2 separate regions of the Homo sapiens genome follow, and region 1 is linked to region 2. A link is an interaction called in ENCODE POLR2A ChIA-PET data of the cell type or tissue named here. Cell type or tissue: K562. All regions are shown on one strand. Links, peaks and the distances in the headings refer to the core of each region. The heading gives the core; the rest is flanking DNA. Region 1 overlaps USP48 (ubiquitin specific peptidase 48). Region 2 overlaps LDLRAD2 (low density lipoprotein receptor class A domain containing 2).

Region 1 (4,313 bases), core at 314-4,313, 77 kb after region 2:
CAAAAATTAGCCGGGCGTGGTGGCAGGCGCCTGTAATCCCAGCTACTGGGGAGGCTGAGGCAGGAGAATCACTTGAACCCAGGAGGCGGAGGTTGCAGTGAGCCGAGATTGCACCATTGTACTCCGGCCTGGGCAACAAGAGTGAAACTCTGTCTTGGAAAAAAAAAAAGAAAGAAAAACTGCAAGTAATTGAATTACCCTGACCTTCTGTATTGTCCTTTATTTTAAATAGAATAAATTTTGTACTCATTACACCCCCGCCATGGGAATGTATTTTTCATTTTATAATTAAAATCAAGGCAATGTTTGCACATGTGCATGTCTTCTGTAAAGCAGGATAATCTGTTTTGTGATTAAGTTGAAACTTCTGGAAAATAAGCTGTGTTTGGAATCAGCACTTCGCATTCACATTTTTTAACCTCATATTTGTCCAGCTATAAAACAATATTCTGTTTACTTCTAATTGTACATGTTTTGGAGGAAGATTGTGAAGTGAAAGCTAGCTACTGTTGAGTTTATTAAAATAGCTAATAGAGCTTATATATTGTATTATGATTGTTTTAAATGTAAATATAATCAGCTTTCCTCTTGGTTAGGCAAACTGGACATAAGAAAAAGCTGAATACCTACATTGGCTTCTCAGAAATTTTGGATATGGAGCCTTATGTGGAACATAAAGGTAATATTTTTACTGAGGAGTAAACATTATAATGCTCAGAGACTCTAACTTGTGATCGGCTTGTGATTAATATAGAATAGCAGTCAATTGCCAATTTTTGTTTGCTAATCTCTCTCTGGGAACCTCTGTCTGGGAACAAAGACTTTTTTAGGAGAGCCAAGATGTTAATTCCATTTTGTGTGAGTAAGCATATAGCAAAGATGAGGTGGTTCATCGATATGTACAGAATTAAGGGTATAAAAATAATTTGTAAAAAATGAAAAAGGTATTTTACTGTTTCTGAACCCGCACTTGCCACCTTAGTTTCAATACTATTATTTATCATTTCTCAAAACTAACAGTCTCCAAGCGCCTCTATTCACTTTTTTAAAAACGTTGTCCCAGAAACATTAGGTGGCATAATTCCAGTATTTATGCTTTCATTTTTCATATCTGCAACTACTGATACGCCCTAGGATGCTATCATTGTTTTAACAAGAAATAAGTACTGCTTTTTTCTTTTGGTAGTCTTCATCCTACCAAACAGGTTGAGTCTTACTAGAGAAAGGACTGTTTTACTTCCCTTTAAGGTTGATTGTAGTACTTATAAAATATTATGTATGTATGTATGTATTTTTGAGACGGAGTCTTGCTCTGTTGCCTAGGCTGGAGTGCAGTGACACGATCTCAGCTCACTGCAACCTCAGCCTCCCTTGTAGCTGGGAGGCTACAAGGGAGCCCAGCTAATTTTTGCACTTTAGGGTTTTGCCGTGTTGGCCAAGCTGGTCTCAAACTCCTGGCCTCAAGTGGGACACCTGCCTTGACCTCCCTAAGTGCTGGGATTACAGGCGTGAGCCACTGCCCCCAACCTGAAATTTTTAATGTAGAAATTATTTTATAAACTCTATCTCTTTCCAAAAAAATAAAAAATTTCTAGAGGCAGCTTACAATGGAAGCAAGCTGTAAAAACCTTTAAGAGACATTTCTGGAGGCAGCTTACAATGGAAGCAAGCTGTAAAAACCTTTAAGAGACATGATTGGGAAAGTTGGGGAGGAATGTGCTAAATAAATATGTAAGCTTTCAAATGTATGATACTCTTCAGTACTGTACTTTAAAATTTGTACCTCTGTGGAACAAGGAAACTGTTTTCAACTTCAGTTTTGGACTTCAATGTTAGATTGTTAAATTTTGTTGAATAAATAAACTTAGCTATAGTTCACTTTATGTAGTAGTTTGCTTCCTGCCTCCTTTGTTCAGGCAATTGAAATTGAGGAAAATCTAATGGGTTAGTGGCTTCCCAGTCCAGAAACTTAGGAGATGTGAAATGAGCACTTTGCTTGACTTGACTGGATGAGTTTGAATTGTTACTATTACTACTTACTAAGTTTATTATATATTTGCCCAGTTTATGCTATAAAGAAAATATTTATCAAAAGGACGTGTTAGATCAAAACCTGTAGAAATACTTAATTTTGGTATGTTGGTTTACTAAATATAGTATTTTTTATTTTTTATTAATTTGTTTTTGAGACAGGGTCTGGCTCTGTCGCCCAGGCTATAAATTGCATTGATGTGATCACGGCTCATCACGGACTCAGCCTCCTGGGCTCAAGCTGGAACTACAGGCATATTCCACCAGGCCCAGCTAATTTTTAGTTATTTTTTTTTAGAGACGGGGTCTTGAACTCCTGGGCTCTAGTGATCCTCCTACTTCAGCCTCCCGAAAGTGCTGGGATTACAGGCATGAGCCACCATGTTTGTCTCCTTAATTTTTAAATAAATGAATGAATAAATAAATAAATAAATATTATCTACTCATTTTAGAATTGTTAGGACTGGTAAAAGCAATCTAGTGGTTTATAGTTATAGGCTTGTCTTTTACACGCTGTCGTAATGCTTGCTGTACCTTATATAGGTAGAAGACTAAAAACAATTAACTTTTGTTAATTGCATAGGATTTGTTCTAGATAATTTGGGAAATTCAGAAAGCATAAAGAAAAGAAATACAAACCATATGTAATTTTGTCATCCAGATAATTAGTATTTATATTTTCCCGTACCCACACATAACCACACAAATCTGTACACACATATCCATGCAAAGCTCAAAAGATGGATCCAAAAGAAGATCTGTTGTTAAAAGGAGAATCCACCTGTTTCTTTAAATGGTGAGACTGCAGATATGCAGACATCTTTAGAATGAGGGATCCTCATTTTTGAACATTAGCCCCTGACTCTCAAACTCAAGTCTTGCCATATTCCTTGGGGACTTAAAAGCTTAGCATTTTTTTTTTTTTTTTTTTTTTTTTAGAGATAGAGTTTCATTCTGTTGCCCAGGCTGGAGTGCAGTGGCATGATCTCGGCTCACTGCACCCTCCATCTCCTGGGTTCAAGCAATTCTCCTGCCTCAGCTTTCCGAGTAGCTGGGATTACAGGCGCCTGCCACCATGCCTGGCTAATTTTTTGTATTTTTAGTAGAGACGGGGTTTCACTGTGTTGACCAGGCTGGTCTTGAACTCCTGACCTCAAGTGATCTGCCCGCCTTGTCCTCCCAAAGTGCTGGAATTACAGGCGTGACCCACCGCACCTGGCCTAAAAACTATGTTAATTCTGAAGTTTTTTTCTTTTTCTGTTTTTTTTTTTGAGACAGAATTTTGCGTCGCCCAGGCTGGAGTGCAGTGGTGCAATTTCGACTCACTGCAGCCTCCACCTCCTGGGTTCAAGCAATTCTCTCTGCCTCAGTCTCTCGAGTAGCTGGGACTACAGACGCATGCCATCGTACCTGGCTAATTTTTGTATCTTTAGTAGAGATGGGATTTCGCCATATTGGCCAGGCTGGTCTCGAGAACTCCCAACCTCAGGTGATCTGCCCACCTCGGCCTCCCAAAGTGGTGGGATTACAGGTGTGAGCCACCACGCCTGGCCTTAATTTTAAAATTGATTAGTTCAATGAATTGATGAATATAAATCCAGGTTATCTGCAAGAATGGTAATGTCAACATTTTTAATGCTGTCTATTGGTAATAAAGACAGCTACTGCTGATACCTGTGGATTATTGTCTTCATTAATGATATAGGGAATACTATTAAGATTCTTTTGTAGACGCTCCTTCCAGCTGACCCAGTAGCAACTTCTTTTTTTTAGTGATCTTGCCTTCCACCCTCGCTCAGCCCTTACTCAGTGCCTTACCTTGCCTTGTCCTTCTATAGTTGAAGTTTCATGTATCTCAGCATATTTTAGTTTTTTCTTTTTAAATTTTGAAATATATCATATTCCTAAAAGTTCAAAACACAAAAATGCATGGCTTAGTGAATTATGAATTATGTGTACTCCCCAGATCAAGAAAGAAAAATATTTCTGGTACCCCGGAAGCCTCCTTTTGTGCCCCTCCCAGTTGCACAGTTAAAACCACCTTCCTCCCCTTAAGTGTAACCACTTATCTGACTTTCATGTGGAATGCTTCTTTTATTTTTTTTCTTCTTTAGCATTTTACTATATAAGCATGCATCCCTAAACATAGCTTAGTTTACTCTTTTTTCTCCTGGGATATTGCCAGCCACAGCGTAACCCATAATTAAATCTTACTCTGCTGCCCCTGCTTCTTCACCTGGGTTATTGAAGGTAGTGGGAGAGGAACCCCACTGGTGATGCCC
Region 2 (4,356 bases), core at 1-4,000:
TGGCCCTTCCTCTCCCTTCCCTGGTCCCAGCACCCCACCCCCCGGTCCTGCCCCAGCTCATACTTCTTGGGCCTGGATGACTGCAGGTACCAGCTGGGTAGTGGGGAGGCCCGCCTGGTCTCTGAGGACCCCATCAATGACGGCGAGTGGCACCGGGTGACAGCACTGCGGTAAGGGACCCTGCCGGGCACTCGGGATGGGGCCCAGCGTTCTGGAGTGGGGCAGGACGCCCCCTACCATGGGCAGAGAGGCAGGTATTGAGCTCTGTGGAGACAGAACTTGAAGCCAGGGGAGGGGAGAACCCACCAGCCAGGGCTCGGGCTTCCATCTCGGACTGAACTCCGCTGGGGGCAGGCGAGTGCCCCAGGAGTGGGAGGAAACCTGGGTGCAGAAATGAGGAAGCTGTGTTTGTGGGGCCCGATCTCTCGTTCAGCGGGGGAAAGAAAGAGCTTGGGAAACAGGGACAGACTTCTGAGTCTGGAGTCTCGATATCAGAGGGAGGGGACTCTGTCGTGGGGCCGGGGAGGACCAGGAAGTTTGTGGAAAGGGGCCTGACCCAGTTCCACTGCAGGGAGGGCCGCAGAGGTTCCATCCAAGTCGACGGTGAGGAGCTGGTCAGCGGCCGGTCCCCAGGTCCCAACGTGGCAGTCAACGCCAAGGGCAGCGTCTACATCGGTAAGTCTGGGGCTCCTTCTCAGGGCAGGGGCAGGAACGGCACTCCCTTAGGGCTAGAGCTCGCCCAGCCTTCCTCGCCTCCTGGGCTGCTGGAGCCCACAGGCCCTGTCCTCTCACCTCCCGGCAGGCGGAGCCCCTGACGTGGCCACGCTGACCGGGGGCAGATTCTCCTCAGGCATCACAGGCTGTGTCAAGAACCTGGTGCTGCACTCGGCCCGACCCGGCGCCCCGCCCCCACAGCCCCTGGACCTGCAGCACCGCGCCCAGGCCGGGGCCAACACACGCCCCTGCCCCTCGTAGGCACCTGCCTGCCCCACACGGACTCCCGGGCCACGCCCCAGCCCGACAATGTCGAGTATATTATTATTAATATTATTATGAATTTTTGTAAGAAACCGAGGCGATGCCACGCTTTGCTGCTACCGCCCTGGGCTGGACTGGAGGTGGGCATGCCACCCTCACACACACAGCTGGGCAAAGCCACAAGGCTGGCCAGCAAGGCAGGTTGGATGGGAGTGGGCACCTCAGAAAGTCACCAGGACTTGGGGTCAGGAACAGTGGCTGGGTGGGCCCAGAACTGCCCCCACTGTCCCCCTACCCACCGATGGAGCCCCCAGATAGAGCTGGGTGGCCTGTTTCTGCAGCCCTTGGGCAGTTCTCACTCCTAGGAGAGCCAACCTCGGCTTGTGGGCTGGTGCCCCACAGCTACCTGAGACGGGCATCGCAGGAGTCTCTGCCACCCACTCAGGATTGGGAATTGTCTTTAGTGCCGGCTGTGGAGCAAAAGGCAGCTCACCCCTGGGCAGGCGGTCCCCATCCCCACCAGCTCGTTTTTCAGCACCCCCACCCACCTCCACCCAGCCCCTGGCACCTCCTCTGGCAGACTCCCCCTCCTACCACGTCCTCCTGGCCTGCATTCCCACCCCCTCCTGCCAGCACACAGCCTGGGGTCCCTCCCTCAGGGGCTGTAAGGGAAGGCCCACCCCAACTCTTACCAGGAGCTGCTACAGGCAGAGCCCAGCACTGATAGGGCCCCGCCCACCGGGCCCCGCCCACCCCAGGCCACATCCCCACCCATCTGGAAGTGAAGGCCCAGGGACTCCTCCAACAGACAACGGACGGACGGATGCCGCTGGTGCTCAGGAAGAGCTAGTGCCTTAGGTGGGGGAAGGCAGGACTCACGACTGAGAGAGAGAGGAGGGGGATATGACCACCCTGCCCCATCTGCAGGAGCCTGAAGATCCAGCTCAAGTGCCATCCTGCCAGTGGCCCCCAGACTGTGGGGTTGGGACGCCTGGCCTCTGTGTCCTAGAAGGGACCCTCCTGTGGTCTTTGTCTTGATTTTTCTTAATAAACGGTGCTATCCCCGCCAGGGGCCTCCTGAGTCTTTGATGAGGGCTTCACTCAGTGGAGCCTGTGGATGGGGCAGAGCAGGGCAGGTGAGATCTGGGGGTGAAGCAAGCTGGCTTGGGATCAGCGAGGCCCCCAGGCCCCCAACCCTGTGAGGCAGGAATTGTCCTATTTTCTAGAGGGGCAGCTGAGTCTCAGAGGGTTAGGGGGCCTGTCCAACATCAGACAGAGAGCCAGGGGGTTAGAACCCAAAGAGTCTGACCCCAGAGCCTAGTATCATTCCCATGTGCCCGAAGCCCCTCTAGGGATGGCCTCCCTGATCCTATAAGGCTGGGCCACTCAACTGCAGCCCCCTGGGGAGACCTGGCTGGGACATGGGTAGCACGTGGTACAGGCTGTGCTGCAGTGGAGGCAGAGGCCACGGGCACCAGGTTGCCAGGCCAGCCAGCTGGGAGAGCAACAGCACCAGAGGAGGCCCAGGAGGAGGCCAGCAGAGGCCAGGAGCATCGAGGAGGCCAGCGCCACCCCTCAGAGCTGGGGGCCTGTGGGAAGAGAAAGTCCACTCAGGCCTCGGCCTGGGTCCTCTGCCCCGTCCCCATCACCTAGAGAGGGACAGGTATGATTTTGGTGGGAAGAGTAGGAGCAAGGTGTAACCTTCCAAAGCTGCGTCTTGTCTCGTGGGGTCCCTGCCTGCTGGGGAACTCCTCTCAGCTGCAATCCAGAGGGATCCTGCAGACCCGAGAGCTGGGGAGGGAGTCAGGGATCTGGAGGTATGGGCATCTGTACTTCCTGTCTGGCTGGGCACCGGAGAGGGACCTGCATGGGAAAGAACAGAACTAGCACACTGAGAACTGCCCTTTCTGGGACACTTGTGTGTTTCATTCAATCCTCACAAGACTTCCCTGAGTTTGTCACTCTGTGTTTCCATTTTACAGAGAGGTTGTCACTTGCCGAGTTCAATTAGCTGGAAGTGATAGGAGGACTTGAACTCACATGGTCTGGCTCCAGGGCCTAAGGTCTATGAGTGGAGCTACTTCCCAAGGAAGAGGGTGTACATGTACTGAGCATTGAGGCAGGGTCTCACTCTGTCGCCCAGGCTGGAGTCCAGTGGCGCAATCACCACTCACTGCAACTTCTGCCTCCCAGGCTCAAGTGATCCTCCTACCTCAGCCTCCCGAGTAGCTGGGACTACCAGCACGTGCCACCATGCCTGGCTAATTTTTCTATTTTTTGTAGAGACGGGATCTCACTATGTTGCCCAAGCTGGTCTCGACTCCTGAGCTCAAGCAATCCACCTGCCTCAGCCTCCCAAAATGCTGGGATTCCAGGCGTGAGCCACCATGCCCGGCCATGAGCATTTTCTGTGCATCAAGCACCACACTCTGTGCTGGGCCCGTTACCTATGTATGCCACTCACAGTTTACAACAACTCTGAAGGGTGAGGTTTATCCCCATTTCACAGATAAGGAAACTGAGGCATAGAGGTTCCTTCTTCCATTCATTTGACTAGTATTTCTTGAGCATCTCCTATGCCCCCAGGCATGGCTCTAGCAACTGGGGGATACAACCATGAGCACATGACAAATATGTCTTCATGGCACTGGGAGTTTAGTGTGGGGAGAAACAAAACACATGAATAGAATTTATGTCTAAAGGAGATAGATGCTAGTGAGAAAAATTACGCATGTTGGTGGGGGCAGGGCTGCCGCTTTTCTTTTCTTTTCTTTTTTTTTTTTTTTTTTTGAGACGGAGTCTCGCTCTGTCGCCCAGGCTGGAGTGCAGTGGCAGGATCTCGGCTCACTGCAAGCTCCGCCTTCCGGGTTCACGCCATTCTCCTGCCTCAGCCTCCCGAGTAGCCGGGACTACAGGTGCCCGCCACTGCGCCCAGCTAATTTTTTGTATTTTTAGTAGAGACGGGGTTTCACTGTGGTCTCGATCTCCTGACCTCGTGATCCTCCCGCCTCTGCCTCCCAAAGTGCTGGGATTACAGGCGTGAGCCACCGCGCCCAGCGGGCTGCCGCTTTTCTTACTGTGGCAAAGCACATAACGTTTACCATTTAACCATGGTTAGGGGTACAGTTCAGTGGCATTAAATATATTCTGATAGAGTTTGGATCTGTGTTCCCACCCAAATCTCAGGTCAAATTGTAATTCCCAGTGTTGGAGGTGGGGCCTGGTAGGAAGTGATTAGATCATGGGGGTGGATTTCTCATGAATAGTTTAGCACCATCCGTTTGGTGCTGTTCTCAAGATAGTGAGTTCTCTCAAGATCTGGTTGTTTAAAAGTGTGCAGTGCCTCCCCACTCACTCTCTCTTGCTCCTACTCTGGCT

The links. ChIA-PET counts read pairs that join two places held together with the same protein. Peaks named below come from ENCODE experiments on the same cell type or tissue, not always from the same donor. Only the 100,000 strongest peaks of a DNase experiment are listed, where the experiment ranks them.
Region 1: POLR2A ChIA-PET joins it to region 2 with 5 read pairs; 3 of 35 experiments call an interaction of 5 or more read pairs at or near these places.

Annotation. Positions count from the first base shown.
Region 1 is chr1:21,743,433-21,747,745 of GRCh38, reverse strand. USP48 (ubiquitin specific peptidase 48) reads left to right here. Exons shown (of 27, transcript NM_032236.8): 8 at 597-679. Among named protein-coding and RNA genes, the nearest start is that of USP48, 38 kb to the left of the region's middle. In K562, for the core only: no CTCF peak of the experiment used is centred there; no DNase peak of the experiment used is centred there.
Region 2 is chr1:21,819,935-21,824,290 of GRCh38, reverse strand. LDLRAD2 (low density lipoprotein receptor class A domain containing 2) reads right to left here. Exons shown (of 5, transcript NM_001013693.3): 4 at 2,680-2,841; 5 at 1-2,089. The coding sequence ends at 2,076. HSPG2 (heparan sulfate proteoglycan 2) reads left to right here. Exons shown (of 97, transcript NM_005529.7): 95 at 87-170; 96 at 572-675; 97 at 803-2,047. The coding sequence ends at 975. Among named protein-coding and RNA genes, the nearest start is that of LDLRAD2, 9.8 kb to the right of the region's middle. RefSeq lists an enhancer at 1,802-2,668. In K562, for the core only: no CTCF peak of the experiment used is centred there; a DNase peak (open chromatin) is centred at 1,730.